Linked DNA regions of Mus musculus: region 1 is linked to region 2. The links are chromatin contacts, found by Hi-C or POLR2A ChIA-PET in ENCODE. All regions are on one chromosome and are shown on one strand. Each heading gives the region's core, a stretch centred on a gene start or an enhancer-like site at or near the end of the contact. The rest is flanking DNA. Distances are from core to core; before and after follow the strand shown. Region 1 holds the start of Slc31a1 (solute carrier family 31, member 1). Region 2 holds the start of Slc31a2 (solute carrier family 31, member 2).

The links. A loop is a pair of places that touch in the nucleus more often than their neighbours do. ChIA-PET counts read pairs that join two places held with the same protein, here RNA polymerase II (POLR2A).
Region 1: POLR2A ChIA-PET joins it to region 2 with 15 read pairs in embryonic stem cell. The contact joins the promoter of Slc31a1 here to the promoter of Slc31a2 in region 2. A Hi-C loop is called at or near these places in 1 of 37 maps with a recorded cell type or tissue (Patski). POLR2A ChIA-PET finds 5 or more read pairs at or near these places in 4 of 5 experiments (Patski and embryonic stem cell).

The regions. Positions count from the first base shown.
Region 1 is chr4:62,359,224-62,363,489 of GRCm38, reverse strand. It overlaps Slc31a1 (solute carrier family 31, member 1), which reads right to left and starts at 2,789. Exons shown (of 5, transcript NM_175090.4): 1 at 2,647-2,789. Fkbp15 (FK506 binding protein 15) reads left to right here and starts at 2,894. Exons shown (of 28, transcript NM_001045528.2): 1 at 2,894-3,120. The coding sequence starts at 3,068.
Region 2 is chr4:62,284,243-62,288,397 of GRCm38, reverse strand. Slc31a2 (solute carrier family 31, member 2) reads right to left here and starts at 1,969. Exons shown (of 4, transcript NM_025286.3): 1 at 1,824-1,969. The coding sequence starts at 1,829.

The DNA.
Region 1 (4,266 bases), core at 1,540-4,039, 74 kb before region 2:
CCCCACCCAACTCCCACTTCTTGGCCCTGGCGTTCCCCTGTACTGGGGCATATAAAGTTTGCAAGACCAATGGGCCTCTCTTTCCAGTGATGGCCGACTAGGCCATCTTCTGCTACATATGCAGCTAGAAACACGAGCTCTGGGGGGTACTGGTTAGTTCATATTGTTGTTCCACCTATAGGGTTGCAGACCCCTTTAGCTCCTTGGGTACTTTCTCTAGCTCCTCCATTGGGGGCCGTGTGATCCATCCAATAGCTGACTGTGAGCATCCACTTCTGTGTTTGCTAGGCCCCGGCATAGCCTCACAAGAGACAGCATTATCAGGGTCCTGATTTTATATTTCCAATTCTAAGCCTGAAAGACTGAGGAAGACCCATTTCCAACTTTCCCTTTCTTATGTTGCTAATGAAATTCACCCAATCACCACACACACCAGTTTTAGGGTTATTGAATACCTAAAGAAACAGCGTCCTAGCTGGGCAGTGGTGGTGCATGCCTTTGATCCCAGCACTTGGGAGGCAGAGGCAGGCAGATTTCCGAGTTCGAGTTCGAGGCCAGCCTGGTCTACAGAGTGAGTTCCAGGACAGCCAGGACCACACAGAGAAACCCTGTCTCGAAAAACCAAAAAAAAAAAAAAAAAAAGAAAAGAAATAAAGAAAAAAACAGGGTCCTTTCCCAAGTCCTATGCCACACAGTCTAGGTAAGGGCCAGGCTTCCTCACTCATCAGCTCTCTAAACCCTGATACAAAGGACCAGGTCTGCCCTTTACTCTGTGTGACCTCGGACTAGTCACCCAAGTGGCTAGTTCCCGTTTTCTTGTACACCTGTACATTTCAAACACCCACCAGAGAGGCACCTCCCCCACAGAATGCAGGGAAAGAGCTCTGAGACTTTCTTGGGTTTTGCTCACTTTTTTTTTTTTTTTAAAGAATTGTTAAAATCCAGTATAGTGATATAGTCTTCAATCCCAGCACTGGAGAGGCATAGGCAGGTGTAATTCTGTGAGATTCCAGGATAGCCTGGTCTACATAATGAGTTTTAGGACAGCCAGAGCTACATAAATAGATCATCTCAAAAATAAATAAATAAATAAACAAAAATAAAAGAAAGAAAATAAAAATAAAGAAAGCGTTCCTGGAATAAACTTATCCATTCATTCCTACCCACTCAATTTCACAAGTTAAACAGAGCTACTGCTACAGGCTCCAGTCCTACCACCCAGATTCCAGTGTATCACTGCTTTACCAGTCAGATTTCACTGTTCTAACCATCTTAATCTGTAAAATAAACACAGGAAGCAGGCCAGCAGCCTTATCCTCAGATAAACAGGAATAATTTACTCACAAAAATTGTAAGTAACATATAATATTTCTAACTACACTATTTCCCCTTCCCCCTCCCCTGGAGTTTTAGACAATAGTACAGTCACCTTCAATGAACAAAAGAGACCAAGCAACCCAGACAGTTCACAGCCAGTACAGCATTTTTATCTTTCTGGAAGCTACCTATAAAAGACAAGAGCCACTGCTTGGCTCTTTGGGTCGCACGGGGGAAAAAAAAAACCGAGAGTAAATTAAGGAACAAGGGAACAAAGCTAAGTTATATTATTCAATCTAATAAAAAATTAATGAGAATCCACTGTGGGCAAGAAGACTTACAAGTTAGTAGTTCAAAAACTGTAATAAAAAGCCCCACAGGGGAAGTGCCAAGAGGTACAAAGTTCTCTGGGAGAGAGCTTCCAATCTCTTTAGTATCATCAGAAGAGACTAAAACATTCCGGAAAGGGACACTTACAGGATCAACCTGACTGGGAAGAAAACCAGAAAGAACTCCAATGAGAACTGTGGAAATGGACACTGGGACACACTATCTGCTTAGCCACAGCGTGGCTAAGCAAGATCGTTCAAAAAAAAAAAAAAAAAAACCCAAAAACAAAAACAAAACAGGCTAACCAAAGAAATATAGAAGAAAGACATGCAACAGAGTGGGCGAAAACTGGAGGCAGAAAAGTCAGCGACAACCAATGTTGACTTAAAACCTTGGCAACAAAACTCAGCTCAGCAAAACTGGATTGAGGACTTTCTACCTTCAAAGTCTCGTCCATCATCCACCCTCCCGAATATCCCAGCTCTTCTGGACCTCTCTTATCTGGACTTTAGAAACAGGGTCCTTTCCCAAGTCCTATGCCACACAGTCTAGTTAAGGGCCAGGCTTCCTCACTCATCAGCTCTCTAAACCCTGATACAAAGGACCAGGTCTGCTCTTCACTCTGTGTGACCTCGGACTAGTCACCCAAGTGGCTAGTTCTTCTGTCTTCTTGCCTGCAGATCAGTTTATTACGAAGAGACCCGGATCAGACTCGATGATTTCAGAGATTTAAAACCTTGAAAAAGCGCATATGGAGACACTGGACACGCGGTCCTTTGCGTAGATGGGGAAACTGAGGCACCGAGCACCCTGCCCTAAGGTCATAACAGCAATGTCGCTGTAAGATCCCTGCCACTGTTCGGCTCAGATCCCATGACTTCTAGTCCGGGGCTCTTTCTCCTTCCGCCCAGCTTAAGGGAGCTGCGGGGGGTCCAGGGTTCGGGAGGGAAAAGGACAGCGAACACGCCGGGTTTGGGAAAAGGAGGGGAGTGACCTTACCTTCACAGGGTAAGCCCCGCCGCCTTAGTCTTCCTCTCAGAACTGGATCCCCTAGTCCGGTACGGACTTCTACCAAGCCCCCGCCACTACTGCCCGGCTCGACGTGTCCCACGACCGCAGTAAAGGCCGCGGATTCCCGCCCTGGACCCGCCCCCTGGGTGATCCCACCAATCACCGCTCAGAACCTAGGAACTCCACCTCCTCGGAGGGCTGGTGAGGCCTTGCGTCACTGGGAGCTCACCTCCTCATTTGCCTTTGCTCCACCTCCTCCACCGCTGGGTCTCCTCTGGGCCTCACTACCCTGAGAGAGTTTGTCCTGCCGGAAAGCAGCTCGCCGCCACGGCGTTTTACGTTACCGGCGGTGACAGGCCCTGGGAACATCCAACTTCCTCCTCCCTTCAGCTGGGCGAAAGCCGACGTGATGTTCGGTGCCGGAGACGAGGATGACACCGACTTCCTCTCGCCAAGCGGCGGGTGAGTGATTGAGGAACGGGACCCGAGCGCTGGGCTGAGAGACTGGCGCGGTGGCTGCAGGGGTCGGGCTCTTCTCAGGCCGCTTCCCAACTTCCGGGTCTAGACAGACCCTCGGCGCGTTCCACCGCTCAGCCTTCGCATTCTGAGTAGCGGTGTCACCTCGGCCCGTCTGGGTTCAGGAACTGGAACCTCCCTTGACACCCTTTTGCTTTGTGAATCACACTTTCTCCAGTGAAATGGAGAGGATTGCTGGGGAGACTGCTTGCCTCGGAGTTTATATAGGAGTCAGCTCCTATAATAAATATACGAGCTGTAAACTCAAGAGACTTTCTCTTCCCCGAGAACAGGATGGTGACACTTTGAACCAGGACCTGGTGGGCCATCTCTGGCATCCTTCAAAGCCTACTTCAGAGGTTACCTTTTTGGTGATTCTTTGCTTTCACAGTCCCGGGAGGAATAGTCTGCTTCATCTTCCATATTTCCACAAGCCTTAGCACATGGAACCTACTGAAATCTAAGCCCTGACTGAACTGCTTATGGTTGCTCATTTCTGTCTAGGTCTCAGAACAGTAACTCCTGGTGCACATTGATTGCTCACGAAGTGCCTGCGAAATTATGCTTTTTAAGCCCTAAGGTGTAACGCCAATGGGAAAGACTATTCGTTTTCTTCTGCTTTCAAACATCATATATGCCATCTTGGGAGAGAAGTCTTTAACGGCAGGCTAGATCCACCCCACCCCCCCCCTTTAATAATTAGCTCAGTGTTTTCCCTTGCGTTGTCCTAGTGGACCTCATGTCTCCCTTCAGACTTGTTAACTGCAAAGCTCACATCTTTGCACAGCCCTTCTTTGAACGCCTGCTTTACAAGTTTTGTGCATAGTGATGAACCTACTTAAGAATGACTGACACATCATCCTACCAATAATGATTAGTCTCCTAGAATACTGGGCAGTCAATACAGGAGTGACCATAAGATGACTGGCTTTCTTTTGATTGTGTGTGTGTGTGTGAGAGAGAGATGTATGCATGTATGCATGTTGTGAACATCTTTGTTGAGGACAGAGGTTCAGTATCAGGGGTCCTTCTCTGTACACTTCCACTTTAGTTTTTGAGACAAGTTTTCTCACTGAACCTGAGTTTTCCATT
Region 2 (4,155 bases), core at 720-3,219:
AGATATAAATAGCTAAAATAGTACCAAATAGGAAAATAATTTTGAGTTCCACCATCCTGAGGCTCCTCGTTAGAATTCCACATGAATAGTTAATGGCCTGGGGAAAATGCTCACAAAAGAACAATATTGTGAAGCAAACAGGCATAACTCCATGTATACCACAGGTGCCTTCATAGGCCTGCAGGAGAGACCTCCCGCACCATCTCTGCCAGGTGGAGGTTGTGCTCAGCACGCCTTCACCCAGTCTGGCTGGTAAAGCAGTTGGCATGCATGAATGGAATGTCTTTGGTAGCTCATCTGGTCAACTGGGAGTTTCCACAACTCATTTTATTCTATCATTCTTTGGACCCAGGCCAACTACCTCAGAAGAAACAAAACAAAACAAAACAAAAACAAAAAAGCCAACACCCTTTGCATCTACAGGAAAACCTAGACACCTCTCTCAAGCAATCTCTCCTTTTCTTATGCTAGAAATGTGCAGGCTGAGACCAAGGAGAGAAGGCTGGGGGCATCTGAACCACTTAGCAAGGGAGATGGAAACAGGAGGGGACAGGAGGGGACAGAAGCAGGGAGGAGCAGGGAGGCCCAGTGATGTCCTGGAGACAATGCCACCTGTGGGAGGAGAGGCAGCTGCCTGGGAGAGTTGGGAAGCAGGAACAGGAGGCAGCTGTCAGGACAGACTGCAGGGTGTCCTCACTCATAAGGAATGATTCATTCCACTTCCTACCGAGTTCAAAACTCCTGTTCCCCCTGCCCTTCCTCACTTCTGTATTTTGGCTAAAGAAAAGGATTTGAAATCAGCACACCCAGACTTAGGAAAAGGGACCGCAGCTTTCAGTTGGCAGGTTCTGCGGTGAGGTATGCAAGGGCAGAACCCTATCGAGTTCCCACTGGAGATAAATCTGCCTCTATGGCAGTTTATCGAGGCTTTATGCAGGGCGGCACCTCACAGAGGAGGGACCGTAGCCAAGAAAAGAACCATTCTCAAGACTTGATTTTTTTTTTGTTTTTTGTTTTCCTTTTATTTGTGGTTAAATTTAAAGAAAAGTGCCTTCGTTTTTAACCAGACACCAGAAAAGGATGGAGGCCTGTGTGGTGCTGCTGACTGCCTGGAGACCTTTGTTAAGGGTTTCCCATCCATTTCCTGTACTAATGGATCTGCAGGAGGTGGGACGCCTCTCCACCAAACAGCCTGGCTAGACTTCCTGTCGTACATTCAGACACCTTTGTGACATGAAGAAACAGAGGATTTCCTCAGAGAGCAGAGTCTTGCAAGCTGTCATTCTCTGTCTAAGAGGAACCTCACCAGGAAAACACGTCTGTTGAAAGCCCTACTTTCGGATTCATAGGAAAGATTGGGAGGTGGGGGAGTAACTGGGTCCATGTTAAAGAAACAGTTCCAGGAACCTGCCCAGGACAGGCCGAGCCGGGGGTGGGGGTGGGGGTGGGGGTGGGCGGGGGGAGTGTACTCAGGGGCTGAACCCTGCGGGACCACCCTTGGAGGAAACCTTTCCGGAATGCCCTAAATCTGGTTAGAGCCCGGGAAGGGACCGCGGACAGCTGTCCTTGCTCTCCAACCCACCTGCAGCGTCCCAGCTGGGGCTGGCCTGGCTGTAGTGACTGACTCCTACCTAACAGAGAGGGACAAACTTCCAGAGCCACAGCTAGCTTTTCCTGCCGCGCTCCCCAGCCCTACTCCTGCTGTGACAGCGGCGATGACACATTCCCCCCCACCCCACCCCGGGGTCGAGAGCTGCGAGGATCTCCAGGGTACCGCCCAGCCCGTCCACCTTCGTCCCCTCCGCTGCACAGCGCAGACTCACCGGCATGGTGAGCACACTAGACGGCCGCCCGGGTCGCGTCTGTCCGCTCGCTGCTCGGGACTCAGCCCGGGACTCTACTCAGGACTCTACTTGGGACTCGACTAGGATTGCGGCTGCTACCGCGCCCTGGCCACGCGAGTCACGTGGCCCGGTGAGGTGGCGCGCGGGCGCCTGGGAGTTGTGGTCCTCACTCGCGCGCCACCTCACGGCCCAGGCCACGCCAACCGCGGGGGACCCACGCGCACAACCCCTGAGTTGTGCGACATCTCCGAAATCCCCAGCGGCCCAGGCAACCTGTAATTGACCTTGCCTTGGCAATTAGCATGAAAATGTTTATTACTTTTTGATCAGATATCTCGTTAAGCTTAACACATGTTGAGTGCAAAATTAAAAGGTTCATCCCAGGAACACAAAAACAACAAATTAGGAGTGCATTAAATCAACTACGCCCTAGACGCTCCCTGTCGCCACTTTATCTTCTACAATCTGATGAGCACACAGCAGTGCACAGTTGTAATTTTCTTTCTGTGTACATTCTCACAATGATTACGTTTCTATATTGCACAAGGTTTTCATCTTCCTTGTAGGTAATTTAAAAAATCTTAGTTTATTTGGGCTACATTAACAAACTATAATAGACTGCGGGCTTATAAACCATGGACATTTGTTTCTCACAGTCCCGAAGTCCAAGGTCGGGGCTCAGATTCCATTACACCCCAGGGCTGCTTTCGGCTTACGGACTGCTTTTTTCTCATTCTCCCTCACACGCACTAGGCTGTATTTGTTTTCTTACTAGGTTGATAAACTTTTTCTCTCGTTAGTATTTCCATTGCTTTTTTTTTTTTTTTTTTTTTTTTTTTTTTTTTTTTTGGTGTGTGTGTGTGTGTATTGTCTTTTCATCTCACTGATTTAATTTTATCAGGAATATATATCAAACTTTTAACATTAATTCTTTCCCTAACATCAAGAATCTTTCATATACGTTCTTAAACACACTTGGCAATCCTTTGCCAACCAATCTGCCCATATGTTCCCCTCAAAGAACTCTGACCAAGGGTTAGCTGAGACACTGAGACTGGAGTCGGACATCTCAGCTCAAATCCTGAGTTCTGGAGTATTAGCCATGAGGCCTCAGATAAACAGCTTTATACATCTAAGGCTCAGCTTCCTGATCAGATTTAAAAATAAATATATACTAGAGTCTATGTCACATAGGTGTTGAAAGACTTAGATGAAAACACAGGTTGAATTCTCAGCATTAAACCTGGCAGTGGAGCCTTGTGTGATAAATGGAAGCCATTGTCATGATTAACAGCAAATATTTCCACCCTGTGAGAGAGCCACCTGCAAAAGGTTAAGCTCAGGGTCACACAGAGTTTGGCCAAAGCTAAGGGGAGTTGTACAGCCTCAGAGAAAACATATCTGCAGGACTCACAGGAGGGTAAAAATCTATCTAACCTCAGTGGCTAATGGGCTAGGCCTTTTGAAGCCTCTGGAACCCAAAAGCAATGGAGGGAGTTGGAAATTTGGGGCTACTTTTTATTGCTTTATGCCTCCCACAGTAGCAGCCATGAGTAGGCTCTTGTGCCAATGCATGCCCCTTCCCCCTTATTACCCATGGAAAGATTAGCAACTTAGCCTCATTCATTCGAAGGTTTTCGTTGGCTTTGCCCCAATCTGATGACCTTCACACTTAGTTCTAGCTTCCTTGTGGATATTATGGTTACAGCTTTTAATCCTGTATTCAAGAGCAGCTGGTTACTCATAATCCACCAAAGACTGACTGCCCTTTCCCTGGCTCCCAGGAAAAGGAACTGGACTCAGATACAGAATTCTAGACCTTAACATTACACCAGAGCTATCCACACTGGGGTCTGTGTCAGGATTCTTTCTTTCTGGATTCTTTTTAGACAGCCTGTGGACTCACTTCACTCCCCTATCTCCACAGCATAGATCTGGATCCTGAGACAAAATCTAGGCAGGAAAGGCGGCGGCATCCCGGAGAGAAGCATAGGGCCCTATTAACTGAGCACCGAGGTTACTCAGCTAGTAGTGGGGCAAATCCGACTAGCCATTATGTATTAATCTATCCTGCTCCTTAAAAAGCATTTCAGGCAGCCTAGAGATGGTCCAGGAATTAAAAAAAGGATGAAATCTGTGAGGTAAAGAGTCTCAAAGATCAAAGAAGGGACGCAACGGAGTTACTCAGAACTCCGACCATGGGACACGAGAATTGGCAGCTATGATGGCGCTGGGGTGGGCACAGAGCTAGGATGGGGACCAGACTGGCGTGAGCATTGGGCTAGGGTGGAGGACTATGACAGTGAGGGCT